2 separate regions of the Homo sapiens genome follow, and region 2 is linked to region 1. A link is a loop called in an ENCODE intact Hi-C map of the cell type or tissue named here. Cell type or tissue: Calu3. All regions are shown on one strand.

Region 1 (8,000 bases):
TGCATAATAAAGTTGTGAGGCCCCTTGTTCAAAGATTAAGAATTTCAGATAGCAAAAACCAAGCACTAAACCAAGTGTGAGATCTTCTAAGTGTGGGCCCTTCATTACTGCCAGCGTGGAATGCCCATGAAGCCAGTCCTGAGCTGAGTGGTGAGTCCAGTCCTGAGCTGTATGGTCCCAAGGCTTGGAGCTCTCTCCTACATGGCTGACCATACAGCATGGCCAACATGCACTGGCCTGAGGAACTATTGCAGTTTTATTTTGGAGACAGAATTGCCTTCCTTTCTTGTTAAATCACCAGGACCCCTTGCAATCCCCGGTTATGATCTCCTTTGGGGAGGAATGCCTCTCTCTATTCCCCAAAAAAGTTTGGTGTCTGGAAATTACTCGACAAATGTGACTATTTATTTAAAAATTTACTTCCTTTGTTCTAGAGAATATTTAGAGAATATCATTTGTTCTAGAGAATATTTAAAATGGCTTTTCAACACATCATTGGTGGAGTAGTGGATATTAATAAAGGCAAAAGCATAGAAAGACATTGAAGGAATTATTGTTTTAACTCTACAAAAGGAACAAAAAACGAGCAATAAAAACATTATACCTTATCTCACTGTCACTTAAAAATTCATGGAGGACCCCAGACTAGAACCCAGTATCTCCCGATATGAGACCCAGGGCTGTTTTCCAAACTTAGCAGAGAGTATTTCCATTTGGGCAATCCCTCAGTGTTGAGGTATAAGTGACAGCAGTTAAAAAACACATGGAAAGCCAAGCCAGAGATCATTTTAAAGAATGCAGCATCTCATGTTATTTGATCACTATATTCTCTGAGCATTTAATCCTCTCAAATATTTTACAATCACTTCCTTTAATTACAGAGAAAACACATTGGAGTGATGTGGGTGCTCGGGTGTGTCCCCTCCTGTTTCCTTCTTTCTGTTTAATCAAGAATTTGAATCACCTTTCAGCTTCCTAATCCTCTAATCCTAAAAGGAATTTACTCTGCTCCAAACTCTGCTTGGCAAGACTGTACAGTAGAACTCGAAGCCCTTTCATGAAGACTGGGAGAAGGGAGAGAAAATCCTGGAGGCAGCCTTCCTGGCTTCCTTCCCCAAACTCAGGAAATTGGGGCCCCTTGAGAGAATTGTCTTCCAGCTAGCATTTGAAAATACACATCTGGAAGCCCTCCATCAGATTTACCTGCAGGGCTTATTAAAATTCTAACTTTCTAGGTGGCTTCCATTCTAGCCACGCTAAATTAGAAGTTGGAGACAGAAAATTTGTCTATCCATCTATATCTCTCTATCTATATTTAAATTTTCCCAAGTGATTCTCCTATGTACCATAAATTGAGACGTGGCTAGCCATTCACATCCTCAATGTACATTCACTGTATAAATATATTACTTCCAGGAAACCCATTGGTGCTTAATAGTGTAACTCAATTTAAAGGTCATGAGTTATAAATATATAGAATCAAGTAGTGGTGTGGCTAAAAAGACCTTTGATCAATATGGGTCACTGCTGTGGGATCCAGAAAGAATGTGGAGGAACAATGAAACAGGCATCTCTCTATGGAAAGGTATGCTGAGTTACAAGCAAAGAGCCCTGAGTGAGTTTAGAGTCAGGGTTTCCATTCCTCAGAAGTCTGGGCACTATCACAACAATTACCATACACACCTACCTTTTTAGGACAGCTGATACTTCCAGTATTCTGATTTACTGTCTCTACTGAACACTCTCATATACTGGAAGTCTCAATACTTCAGTAACCAAGGTTTACCAACTCAACACTCCCAGAAGTGCACTAAAAATCCTCTATCACACCACAGGTCTGTATTTCTGGCTTGATGAATGTGGTCACCATAACCAAGAGAACAGCCCAAAGCTCAGATTGTCTTCCCCCATTAGCACTAGAGCTGTCTTCCTCCATCTAAAAAGATGGCCTCGTTTTGCCCCTGCACAGCTGCTCTTGTTCATATGCTGCCAGTTACACGGCTGCTCACTCTTTTCTATTTACCTATTCTCTGAGAGCTGGAACAGCATTTCCTAATTTTCTCTCCTCTCACAGACGCACCTGCAGTGTTTCCCACACAACTCAATTAATGCTATAAACTGGTAAAAGATGATGGCCCCTGCTTGATTCGAGGAACTCATCAGTAAAATGAGCCCGATGTGTCCCAGACCACATGCTGGGAGGAATACGAATTTGTAACACACCTTCTCATCAGCCCGGGTCGCTAAATAGGGCAGACTTTATTTTTTTTTTGCAGAGCCTCCATATGTTCGACTCACATGGATCAATAGAAGCACCATATTGTCTTCACAAAAGCTTCAGATCCTCACCCTTTCTAATATACAGAAGGTCCAGATTGTTTTTTCTCAAACATAGGGATGCCCCGAAGCTTCAGCTGACAGCGTGGGATAGGGAAGCAGCCCAAGTGAGTTATGTGGCCACAGACTGTGGGCCACACCTCACCAATTTGGGTTTCAAATGGCCCCCAAAGGACCCCGCAGAACTTAAAAGCAGAGAGATTCAGCAACTCTGGAGCGCAAATGCAATCTTAACCTCTATCGTGCTTTTCTGCAACAAGGCAGAAAATCAAAAGTGAGGAGTGCACAGCTGCCCCACCAGAAGCGAAGCAAAGTCTCAACAGGAGTGAGTCAATACACTCTGGGCGACAGCTGGGTAAACATTTCCGATCAACCCTTGCAGTTTTGATAGAACCCTGTGTGTGTGTGTGATGGTACAGTTGGGTGGATTGATGGCTGCTTAAATATCTGTAATCAAAGAGTACAGAGTAAGAAGGACATTGACAAACTGGAGAAGATAAACAGAAACACAAATAATGGTGGTTATCAAAGAAGAAAGATATCATAGGAGGAAAAATGAGGATATTTAGCCTGAAGAGTCAAAATTTGGATGTAGGGCTGGGTGTGGTGGCTCACACCTGTAATCCCAGCACTTTGGGAGGCCGAGATCATCCTGACCAACGTGGTGAAACCCCATCTCTACTAAAAATACAAAAATTACTTGGATGTGGTGGTGTGCACCTGTAGTCCCAGCTACTCAGGAGGCTGAGGCAGAATTGCTTGAACCCAGGAGGCAGAGGTTGTAGTGAGCCGAGATGGCACCACTGCACTCCAGCCGGAAAAAATCCAACAAACAAAACAAAACAAAAAAACTTGGATGTAGAGTGGGGAGGGTCAGGGATGATGTCTGTCTTCAAATACATCAAGGGCCAAGGCACAGAAGAATAATTAGACTTGTACAATATGCATAATTCCAGGAAGAGACTAATGATGAAAGTAGCTGGGAAATAGATTTCCGCAAAATATAAAATGTTTTCTGAAAATCAAAAATGTTCAGAAATAGAGAAGCTGCTGGAAATTTAAGACGAGACAGAATGTCCTTTTGTCAGAGAGTCCTTTATGATATGGGAAGTTAGAACAGTGGACCTCCAAGCCACTTTCCAATACCAATTCAAAGATTGTGTGCTGAGACACTGCCCCTAATCATCTCCCAATACCACCCCTTTCAGCCCACCTGTCAGGGGTAGGCAATGAAGTAACTGACAACCGGCAAAGTTAAGAGGATCAAATGTTACAGGTATGCAATACCCAGGAAGCGCTGCTGTGGCTCTAGATTCCTCTCCAACATTTTCACTGAGGGAGTGATCATGCTCCTATCAGGGAGTGTGTGTAAGGAGGGTGGGGTGAGCATGCGGGCATGGGGAAATGATTTTTACTTTGCCATTTCACTGTTACATCAAATCCCCTTTAAGAAGGTTTTCAGATTTGCCTCTCGATGTTAATAAATAGCTCATAATGCAAAAAAAGTGTCATTTTTTTTCTTTGGTTGAAATAAATAAAACAAAATATTTAATTTTTCCTGAAGAGAAGTCATTTAGTTCTCAAATTGCATGCTAAACCCAACATTGTTAAGTTAATAAGTCATCCTAAAATTCTGAGCCACCTGTCCAGTGGGAAGAAAAGATAGTAACTTATGAGATTACATCCTAACACCATTGCCACCTTCCCACTGGGAGGCAGCATGGGGTAATGGAAAGAGCACTTCTCTGTGAGTCCAACTTCCTGCTCCAACAACTTGCTATGGTACGTTCAGCAGCCATTTCACTTCTGCTGTCAAAGGTCACTGCCATTTTCTAACTCAACCATAATCACTCAACAGAGAAGACTGAATACCACTTGACTACACAATTATATTTGAGGACACACACTCAGGGAAAATGGGTTCAAAATGCATAGTACTCTCTACAGCTCTTAGATTTTCCCAATTCTCAATAACTTGAGTATTTGATGTGAACTCATGGTTTTTCAAACCCACCCTTCCTTCCTTCCTTCCTTCACTCCCTCTCTCCCCCCTTCCTCCCTCCCTCCTTCCCTCCCCCTCCCTCCCCCCTTCCTTCCTCCCTCCCTCCCCCTCCCTTCCTCTCTCCCTCCCCCTCCCTTTCTTCCCTCCCCTCCCCTCCCCTCCCATCCCCTCCCCTCCTCTTCCCTTCCCTTCCCTCTTCTCCTTTCTTTCTCTGCTTTCATTTGCTTTTTCTTTTCTGAGACAGGATTTTCCTCTGTTGCCCAGGCTGGAGTGCAGTGGCATGATCATACCTCACTGCAACCTTGAATTCCTGGGCTCAAGTGATCCTCCCACCTCAGCCTCCCTAGTAGCTGGGACTACAGGCACATGTGACTGGCTACTTTTTTTTTTTTTTAAGTTTTGCAGAGATAGGGTCTCGCTATGTTGCTCAGGCTGCTTTTGAACTCCTGGCCTTGAGCAATCCTCCTGAGTCAGCCTCCCAAAGCAGCCACGGTGCCCAGCCTCAATTAAGTTTTCAACAGTGAATTGGACTTAAATTGTCTTCTGTTTACAATGGCTGAAATCCATTTAAATTCTCTTGGTGGTCCTTTGTTGATTCCTGGAGATTTTTGTACTGTACTTGCCTCATTCCTACACATACTTTAATTGAATAAAATGGGAGAATGCATTTTCCCAAGTGCCTAAAGTGACTGTGGAAATAACCAGGGAGAGTTACTATTTTCAGTCTACAACATATCATATTCAGATACATATCATTGTGGACATAATGAATGGGAATTCTATATACCTATAATTAGTCAACATAATTTTCTTTTCCTCCTTATATAATGATTTTTATCTGAGCACCAAGGGGGTCCTTTAACATTCAAATTAAACTTCATGACAATCCAACAAGCCCAATATTACTACCTCAATTAAGGACATTGCTACATAGAAGGGTGAAAAAAAAAATGATCCAAGTAAGATGATCAGGAATACACATCCCTGTTTACTAGGGAGGCAAACTGCAAGTCTCCTTTGGGAGGAGCATATAAAACAAATTTATATTTACAATCGCTTCCTGCACTGCTGGCTAAATTGAAGTCATTTTGCCAAGATTCACTCAGAAAAAGAGAGTACCATTTCCTGCATTCTTTGGCTGGTTCTGGCGAACAACTTGGAGAGAGGGGAAGTGACCTGCTTGAGGTGATGAGTTAGGAATCTATGAGGCTGCTGAATGGAAACTCAAATGAAATTGGAATAGCTTTTTGTTTTTTATTTCAGCCCTCAGTCATCTCTTTTCACTCTAAGGTTCTTTGCTTGAACTTTCTGCTTAGTTGCAAGTTGTGCTCTTACTGGCTGCAGATCAAGAGTGGAGTTTTAAAACTAAAGTGTCCCCTCCAATCCCTGTTTAACCTTAGCATAAAGAAATGGACAAAGTTTGGTATATACAATAGATAGGCAGCAACTCTCAAACTGTTTTGACCGTATGAGAGAGATAAGAGATACACTTTTCATCATATTCTGTACACACACACACAAATAGGTATTTTTGTGTGCATTTTACACATGTTAAAATAAGAGTTTAAAGAAACAAAATTTGCACTTACTCTGTATGATGTCTTTTGATATTTCTCTCTCTCCCTCCCTCTTTTCTTTTTTCCTTTCTCTTGCTTATATTGACCCCCTAAATTGAATTCATAATGGGTCATGAATCTCAGTTTGTATAAAAGCAAAACAAAACAGCTTATATAAAGTTCAAAAATGAAAGACTTGTTACCACTTCAGGAAGGCCACACCGGGGTGAGGAGAGAACATTGATCTATCAGCCAGGAGACCGAGGTTCAATTCCTGTTGACTACTAACTATGTGCACCAGCTAGAAAGCAGGGTGAAGGGTATGGGCTGAAGAGCCTGTGTTTGCATCTCACCTCTCTCAGTTACAAATTGTGTGAATTTAAGCAAGTTACCAAACATCTCCACGCTTCCATTTGCACATCTTTCAAATGGAGCATTCATAGAACCTACCCCCAAGGGTTATTATGAGCATTTAGTGAGTTATTGTAGGAAAATTACTCAGAACAGTTCTAATGACTGGCCTTTAGTCAGTGGCCAGTAAATGTTATCTAGTACTACTTTAAATTGAGGTGACAGGATCTGTTCTAACCCTTGAAACTTTTCATGTAGGTTGCTCGTTCTTAAGAAGATGAGAAGGAATTAAATGAGGAGAAATGAGTCACAGTTGTTATGGAAAAGGGACTGTTAATGTCATTTGACCACAAGCTTTTTTTGAGCTAACAATGGTTGCTAAAATAGTCATCATAATCCTAGATGGCAGTAATTGAAATAAAAAATCTCAATAGAGGCTGCTAACAATCACCCTATATTGGTCAGGAAACATTTAATATACTGTTATTAAAGTCATGGAGCTACCAGAAGATTTGATTGCTTAGGGTCATGGAGATGCCAGAAATCTATTCTAGGAGAAGGTGAACAGAGCTAGGAGGAGATGAAGACCATATTAATAAAGGCTTGGTTGAGAAAATGAGAGGTGTTTAGCTTGGAGATGTGAAGATTTAAGGGAGTTCTGATAACTGCTTTCAAATGGTTGAAGTTATTGTGTGGATGAGGAAGAAAAATTATTATGTAGCAGTTACAATAAAACCAGTAGATAGAAGTTTCAATAAAATATATTTGAACTCTATACACAGAATAATTTCCAAACAATAAAAGCTGTCCAGCCACAAAATACATTACCTGGCCAACAGAAAGCTCTCCATCACTGGAAACTTTCAAGCAGAGACAAGATGACCTACTAGGTATGCCTAACTGATTTTTTGAATTGGTAACAAGATCAAATCACAACCTATTTTAGAGCTAAAATTCAACACAATAGCACAGGTAAATGGGCTTTAAAAGGCCTAAGCCATGTACATATGCAGGTGACATTATGTCAATGCTGTCTGCACCTGTCTGCACCACCTGGAGTGTCTGTTTAAGTCCTCAAAAACACATTTTGCTTCCCATCCTTAATTCCCATATAAGGCCATTCTCTAAGTTCTATTGCAAAACTTGGGCAGCCATGTAGCTCTCCACCAACGAAACAGCTAGGCCTTTGTGCAACTTCTCATCCATAGTGGAGAGCCAGTGGAATTTTATTTTTGTTTTGCTTACTTCTCTTTCAGCCCTTTAATAGCAAACAAACAATTTGGAGATAATTTAGGCTCCAAATAAACTCCTCACTCCTCCTCTCATGCCCAAAAACTGTCAAAATGTTTGAATGTAAAAGGATTATTCAGGATTCATTTTATAAGACATTTGAGCTTAATTTCTGTTGTTTCTTCTCAAAGTAGAGCACTTCTCCTCCCCTCAACTTTTGAGTCTGGGTTTCTCATCTCGTAGGTGGGTTTGATGAATATATCTGTTGATCATGTGCAAACTCCTTTGAGAAAATAAAAAGCAATGTTCAAACGTTCAAAAATAATGTCTTTTACAGTTCCTATTTCAAGACATCTATGACAAAAATCTCTGTGAAAGACATGTGACCTAAAGAGGAAAAAAATGCCTCCATTATACAGAAACTAAAATGGTTTGGCATTTGTGAAGCAGGACTCTGAATTGGTCAGATAAAGACGGAAAGGAACAGTAGAAGACTAAGCAATAACCCAGGAAATCTGAAAGGT
Region 2 (8,000 bases), 770 kb after region 1:
CAGTTCCTGTAAACCAATTCTTCTTCCCAGAAATAACCTCAGTGAAAAATTTCGTGTGTTTCTTTCCAAGTTTTGCTTCTTTGCTAGATACTGACAAATTGCCCTCAAAAGAGATTTTTGCCAATTATTCTCCCACTGGTAGTATAACAAGATATTTGTTTCCCTATGTCATGCCATGCCAGATAGCATCAATTACTTACATTTTTCGGCAATCTCAAGGGTAAAAAAATCTATTTCAAAAGGCAACCTCTAACATTTATTTTATTATTGTTTATAATAAATCATTATGGAGAACCTAAATATCTATCAATAAAGAAATAACTAATTACATTATAGATGCATTTATGCTTTGTAGTGGTTTGAGAAACATAAAAGATGTACATGTGATAATAGAAAATGACTACTATAAAAAGACCTCTATGACCTACCATAAAAGGAAAAAAATTTTTTCCCTTAGAAAAATAAGAACAGCTACCATTACCCCAAATCCAGAAATCTCAGTGATATGCACATATATATATATATATATATGCATATTTATTCATAGATAAAAGTCCAGAGTCATAAATCCCATACTTGGAAAAGTAGTTATCTTTGGGGAAGAAATGTAGAATTTACAATTTTGAATGACCATTTTTTTCTGTAAGTGAAATAATATAAAATTATTAATATATTTAACTGCTATTCTATTTTTTTTATTTCTCAATTATCAATGAAGTTGATGCCTTACCATTTCTTATTCTGTGATTAGCCTTTATATGCAGTGCTCCTTTTCCCACTGGGCTTTTTTTTCTCTAAGGTTTTTGTCCTTGGTCTTAGGAATGTTCAAGTTTTTTTTTCTTCTATTTTATATATTTGCCTTTAACTTTGTTTATGTGTATTTTACTATACAAATGTTTAAATTTTAAGTGTAGTAATATTTTTACTTTTTTTTTTTTTTTTTTCCTGCAGATGGAGTTTCGCTCTTGTTGCCCAGGCTGGAGTGCAATGGTGCGATCTCGGGTCACTGTAACCTCCACCTCCCGAGTTCAAGCAATTCTCCTGCCTCAGCCTCCCAAGTAGCTGGAATTACAGGCATGTGCCACCATGGCTGGCTAAGTTTTTTGTATTTAGTAGAGATGCGGTTTCACCATTTTAGTCAGGCTGGTCGCAAACTCCTGACCTCAGGTGATCCACCCCCATCGGCCTCCCAAAGTGCTGGGATTACAGGCGTGCACCACCGTGTCCAGCCTATTTTTACTTTTTATGGCTTCTGATTTCGTGTTTTAGAAAAACCTTTGTTTTGCAAGATTATAAAAAAATTCTAATTTTTTATTCTCATAACTTTAGAGTTTTAAATATATACACATTCATAATCTACTTGGGATGGCTCTTATGTCAATGTGAGAAAACAATCTAATTTAATTTTGACCTCTTTCCCTCCTTCATGTATCCAAATGAATAAAACCCCTTTTCCCCCACAGAGTGCATGAAGCACTATTATTACTACAGCAGTTTGGGAAATACTCTCCAAGCCTCCAGTAATTCATATTTGGGGCTCTGATCCATGAATATTCTTCATAAATGGCCATGTATCCATGAAAATAGTTCAGGTTTTTCATTCAGTTTTCTACAAATGTCTATTAAAACTCTGGGAAACATACATTTTAAAAACCAAAATCCATGGTTCAAACATACAATTATTCTATAACTGTCTCCACAAACTTGCCTCCCAGTGAAGACTATGGAAACTCCTCTTCCCCACCTAAATAGCCTTTAAATCTTGAGAGGTTTCTTTTCATTTAAGTTCACTTAAACAGAAACTTATTTAATCTCCACAGAAGTATTAATACTTTAAGTCAGGGTTTATTATACATTAAATAACTGAATAGAAGAAGGCTTTCATGTTCCCAGCAATAATTAGCAGAGTCAGTCTTTAACCACAAGCTATCTACCTGCTCCCCCATCTCTCTACCTGTCTGTGCTTATTTCACTGACCACACAGCTTGCATATCTGTAAAAATGTAGGTTCTTTGTGTTGATTGGTTCTGTGATTCTTAACTTTTGTCCAAGGTGAATGCAAATACTTTCAATCAATGTAATCAATGTTTACAGTCCATATTAACTAGTTTGGATTAGCAAGAATGATCATATATAACAATTGGAAATAAGAAACATTATATGTATGTATCATTTATATAGTCATAGATAAATATTCAGTTCCAACCACAGGTCCACAAGTTCCATGAAACTGCATATGTAAATTTCTTTCTGAATAACTTTTTAGTAACTGTAAAATTTTCCATTCCAGTATGCACAAAAATTGATTTATTTGAGTAGAGTTAGAGAAAAAGGAAACTAGTTGTGGTTAATAGGGAAGGAAGATAAAGCAAACGTCAAAAATAAAACTTTTACAAAAGCTTTGCCAAAGCTGAAGGAAGATGAGAAAAATAAATTTAGTTCTTAGACGAGTTCTCTGTGACTAGTTTTTGTGAGAAGAGAAATAATTGAACCAAATCAAAGGAAATAATAGAGGGAGCCTTGCAGGGCTGAAGTTAGGACTCACTGAGAACTTGAGGGACAAGAGTGAATTACTCTCCAGTCATAAAACAAAAAGCTGCTGAGGATAAGGCAAACAAACATGCCTCATATCTTCATCAGTAAGTGTTTATCTTCAATAAGTACAAAAAGTTATATGGACCTTTTTCAAATTGTAGGGAAATCATAAAAAGCTTCTAATGCATCAAGATATAATAGTTGGAAATGTATAGTACTCCACCCACTATTCTTTGTAAAAGATATTTAAAATTGTTGACCTTTTCTTACTTTATATATATTTTTATGTATTACTAAGCTGTTTTATTATTTTGCTGTTGGGAAGATTGATTTATTTACAAAGGTTTTCCGTAGGTTAACCATACATATTGTCTCTCTTAATCCTATTTTCCCCAGAAGACTTTAAATTCTTTAATGTCAAATTGTCTTGCCATGGTGGCTGTCAGAAATCTGACCCCTAGAGTTGGGGGGAGCCTCTTTCGAATCTAGTTCCAAGTGGTATCTTACGAGGGAATAGAGAAAAATGAGACTGGAAAAATAGGCTGGAGCAAGTCCATGTGCCAATTGTATCTTCTTACCCTTTAACATATAATTAGACCTGGCAGGCATATGGCAAATGCTTTTTCTGTGTACTTTATGCACACAATACTCAAAACCATTTCCAAATTTCTGGTCCCTCCTTTCTGGCCCACCAGTGGTCCGTGTTCTGTGAGTGTCCTGTGTAATTCTGACCCCTAGTGGCTGAGGAGGCTAGACCTAAGACACATTTCAATCAACATTTTTCGTAAGATGTCATGCACTAAACTGCTAACCTATTTAATTTTCTTTTTAATTTTTGCATCTAAATCTGACTTGAAGTCAGCTCCATCCCCCCACTGTTTCCTGATTCAGTGTACCTCTTAATCTATCTATCATGCAATAGACAACCATGAAATCCAAAGCTGCTTTTATTCCTGGTTGATAGGAATGGGATGTAAGGTTTAATGAGAGGGAGAATGGTATAGGTCTTATACCCAATCAAAAGGTCATCCTCCTTTATAGGAGACTGAAAATAAAAACTACACTATGAAACCAAAAGTCCAACTTGTGTCAGATATATTTCCCAAGATTTTCCAATTTGAGCTCAGGGAAAACTATTATTTTCACTGGATCAATTCATGGTAATTACACTTTGTATCTAGAAACCTTCTGTCAAAATCCAAATATTTCACAGGGTTGCATTAATATCTAATACCAAGTAAGTACCTAATAACACTAATAACACCTTAAGATAGTTGATGGAGTAGATTAAAATGATTAAGCCAGAGACTGGAAAAAAATGCACATAGACTGGGTCATTTTGAAAGCAGGATACTGACAATGGTATAATCTGGACTATGAAGTAAAATAGCATGCCTAACACTAAGATGTCATTGTGGATGGTAACTGTATGTTCACACACAGAAAAATGTGTATTGCCTTCCATCTTTACAGGCTTTTGTGGTGAGGAAAGCAGGGATTGTCACCCCATTTTGCGGTTACATAAAATAAGGCACAGATAGGCTATTCATCTTATCTAAAGTTACAGTGCTAGTTTATGGAAGAGTTTAAAATTAAGTGCATGTTTTTTTATCATAAAAGGAACTTTTTTTTTTTATTCACACTAGACATATGGGAGGACCACTTCTGCGAGGTCCTTTGGTAAGTCACCTTATTCTAAGAGGACATACGGCAGTTGAGAGAGTAGGAAAAGGGGCAGAAGACAGAACAGTAAAATGAGGAAGCATGACATGAATTTAATTATGTCATCATTTTTCTAATAGAGAGCCAACTAGATCACACAGAACTAAAAAGCAAATGTGGCATTTTCTGGGAGAACTGAGACTGTGAGTGTTACCAGTTAATAAAATAGGGTTCAGGAGTGGAATTTGAGTCTCTGGTTGGACTTTATCATTATCAATATATTTTTGAGTCCTTCATTATTTTAGGCACTGTGATAGATAATAAAATTATGATAAAATTGATAATAATATTTTATTGAGCACTTAGTATCTGTTTCAAATAATTTATGCCATGTAACCTCATGGTAAACCTGGGAGGTATGTATTATTATTAAATTCTTTAATGTCAAATTTTCCTGCCACAGACAATTTGGCATTAAAGAACTTAATTAAAGACATTAATTTACATTTTTACTTATGGAAAGTTAATCTTTAAGTTTCTTTCCATAAGTAAAAAGACTGAGGCTTGTAAATGTCAACTAAGTTGTCCAAAGTCTTAACCTTATACACAGCAATCACTCTAACCTCCATATCCCTTGGGCTTAACTGTAAAGACAAATGCATGAATAAGACAGGCAACTCCTGCCTCCTTCTAGGAGCTTTTAGGGCACACACATGAAGTACAAACTTGTCCAAGTACCCTTGCAAAATATTCAGAAATAAAGTAAATGCAAGATAAAAATAAAGACCCAGAGTAAAGTTAGCTTGAATTTCAATGTGTAATAAAATTAGACCATTAACAATCAAATTATATAAAAGGAGCTATTTCATGTCAAGTAAATCACTAAGTCAAATTATTTTTGGTTAGTTTTTTAAAGGAACGGGTGCAGAGAGACTATTTAAGAGTTTTTTTTTAAATCATCCATATGAGATATGTGGAGGATTTCCTTATCCTGTGACTTTCTCACTCAGATGTATGCTTGCATGGAAAAGTCACTGGGGCAGGAAATTATCTGCCTATGACTACTCTAGTGGGTGGGGCATGGAAAGAGATTTTCATCATGATCCCTTTATGTAAAAGGAGAAGGAGGAGCAATTGAGGACCATTTAAAGAAAAGAAGAAGGAAATTTTAAAAATAAAACAAGAAGAGAAGAATCTACTGTGATTATTTTTCATTAGTTTAAGTGACTGGATATGGGGACTATTAAACAAACAAACAAAATAGAATGTAAATTAATCAGCTATTTCTAACTCATGCTGATTGAATATTAAACTTTCACTCAGGGTTCTATCAAGGCTTCAGCATCTGAGAGTGAAATCATATAGGATTTTCTATCCTTGAGCAGGACACAGCACCAGTTTGACATCCTGGTCTTCATGAAAGTTCCTGGTTTCTTTATGCTTTTTAATTTGGCAATATTAACTGTTTTCTAAATTAGGTGTATCTTACCTCTAATAAGATTAGAGCGTTAGGAAACTCTTGGATGCCATTTACAGATTTATAATAATGTAACCCCTCAATGGAGTGGTTCCTAAGCAGTTCTGAAAGTCAAAGATGCAATCAAAATTAGATATTTAAATTAATTTAACATCTTGAACTTCATATTCATGATTCATGTTGAATATGTTTCTTAATTACTTGGAGCCTTCATCTCCTCATTTGTTAACTAGAATGAGTTGCTTCAGCAGGGTCTTTGTGAAGAATAAATGAAATACACATGTGAAAAATACATAGTGACCCAATACTAGTAAACTGGTGTCTATTATGTGTGCTTCCTTTCATCTACTTTGCAGGATCCTAAGCTATGAAGTACTGTTGGCCTCATGCTGAAAATCTGCTGACTGATACTGGTTATTTGTGTTTGTCTGTTTGTTGCTATTGCATACAGGCTTTTTTATAATTTTATTGACATCCACGTTGCTACTGGTTTTTCATTTCCCCACATTTCTTATTTGTGTATATGTCCATTCAGTCTTTCTTTTCTGTTTGATTAGCCACTTCTAATCTTCTGAAGGTCAGAGAAACAAGTCATAACCTTGTTAGAACTGCTTTTGAAATAATGAGTCCTAAACTTTAAAAGGAGGTTTGCGTGCATCTGTGGACTTTAGTGGGTGGGCTCTGGGGCACCTATTTTGGTCACCAATGATTTTAGCTAATTTTTTTTTTTTCTTTTGAGACAGAGTCTCGCTCTGCCACCCAGGCTGGAGTGTGGTGGCGTGATCTTGGCTCAATGCAAGCTCCATCTCCTGGGTTCACGCCATTCTCCTGCCTCGGCCTCCCGAGTATCTGGGACTGCAGGCGCCCGCCACCAGGCCCGGCTAATTTTTTATATTTTTAGTGGAGACGGGGTTTCACCATGTTAGCCAGGATGGTCTTGATCTCCTGACCTCGTGATCCGCCCACCTAGGCCTCCCAAAGTGCTGGGATTACAGGCGTGAGCCACCGCACCCGGCTAATGTTAGCTAATTTTTATCAGACTTCTTTCTTGTGCCATAGCTGTGCTAGAAAAGTTTTATTTTATTTTTTTACTTTTCTTTACACATTTCTAGAGGGCAGAAACTACGTCTTGTAAATCTTTGTTTCCCCAGTGCCAAGCAAAGTTGTTACATAAAAGGCATTTCATAAACATTCTCAAATACATAATGACTGAAAGTTTAAACTCTAGAATAGAAGACCTGTGCTGCTACTGGTAAGGCATCATGTCTAAAATGGTGTCATTATCATCCTAACTTCAAGTAGCTCTGTTGTGCTTCCCTATGTCCCACAGTTGTTCTTGTACTGACTCAGCAATAAAAAAAAGTTCAATAAAATAAAATGTTGTGTGAAAGCTATTTACATATTATATCAATCTCTTTTTCACTTGCTTTTTGCAGATATGCTGATATTGTCTATTCAGGTTTGGTGCTATCAACATAAAGGTGGAAACCCACTGGCTCATTAGGACAAATTTCTTTGTGATACTAGTGATCAGCAACATTAATAGACCTGAAGTCAGAAGCTGCAAAAAAAAATAGCCTGCTAATTTTGCAACCTGAGTAAAAGTACTCTTAAAATGTTGGAATAATCTTAGTAACTCCATGCCTACGACTTCTCTTATGTCAGAAATAAGGAGTACTGGGGAAATTCCAGATGAAGATGAGTATAAGGAAGTCTTTTCTTTCAAAGAGGAGCCTTTTCTAACTCTGTGATGAAGATCTTCAGGCTAGGAAATATCTCGTTTCAAATGTTTCAAATTTTCAACCACTGTACTCTGAATGTGATGAAAAATACAACCTTGAAATCTTTAACATGCAGGCAACAAAGATCAGAGGTTGTTAGATGGTATATTATCCTGTGGAATACATATGTGCTGGATGATTCCTATGCATTTATACAGGACTCTTCCTACATGACAAGAACTATTTCAAACTCTATGACATATGATACATTCCCTCTTTTAATAGATAATCTCTACAGATAAGACTAATACCAATGAAAGTTTGTCAGGCTTTATGACAAAGTATAACATAAATGCTACATTGTCAGAATAGACTGTCAAAGGTAATATAGGTTATACGTATTCTGCTGTGTCAAAAATAAATATCACTTCAAGTTATGAGGATAGTCTCAGGAAGCAATTAGGAAATTGGGATTTAAAGGCTGGAAGGGAAGTTAGAAATCAGTCAGATAAATGTTTTTCAAACGTTTTCTAATAAGTGAAATTAAAAAACAAACTCTTAAGCAGAAGGTTAATAAGCAACTGTTATAAGGTATAATTATTGTG

The links. Hi-C counts contacts between places; a loop is a spot of excess contacts. Peaks named below come from ENCODE experiments on the same cell type or tissue, not always from the same donor. Only the 100,000 strongest peaks of a DNase experiment are listed, where the experiment ranks them.
Region 2: it touches region 1 in a loop (9-fold over the local background); 11 of 110 quality-filtered maps call a loop at or near these places.

What each region holds. Positions count from the first base shown.
Region 1 is chr18:44,891,690-44,899,689 of GRCh38, reverse strand. The region is part of intron 3 of SETBP1 (SET binding protein 1); the gene reads right to left. Among named protein-coding and RNA genes, the nearest start is that of MIR4319, 74 kb to the left of the region's middle. RefSeq lists a silencer at 5,312-5,606. In Calu3, no CTCF peak of the experiment used is centred here; a DNase peak (open chromatin) is centred at 4,059.
Region 2 is chr18:44,125,816-44,133,815 of GRCh38, reverse strand. No RefSeq gene overlaps it. Among named protein-coding and RNA genes, the nearest start is that of LINC01478, 400 kb to the left of the region's middle. In Calu3, a CTCF peak has its summit at 3,245 (motif pointing left); a DNase peak (open chromatin) is centred at 3,255.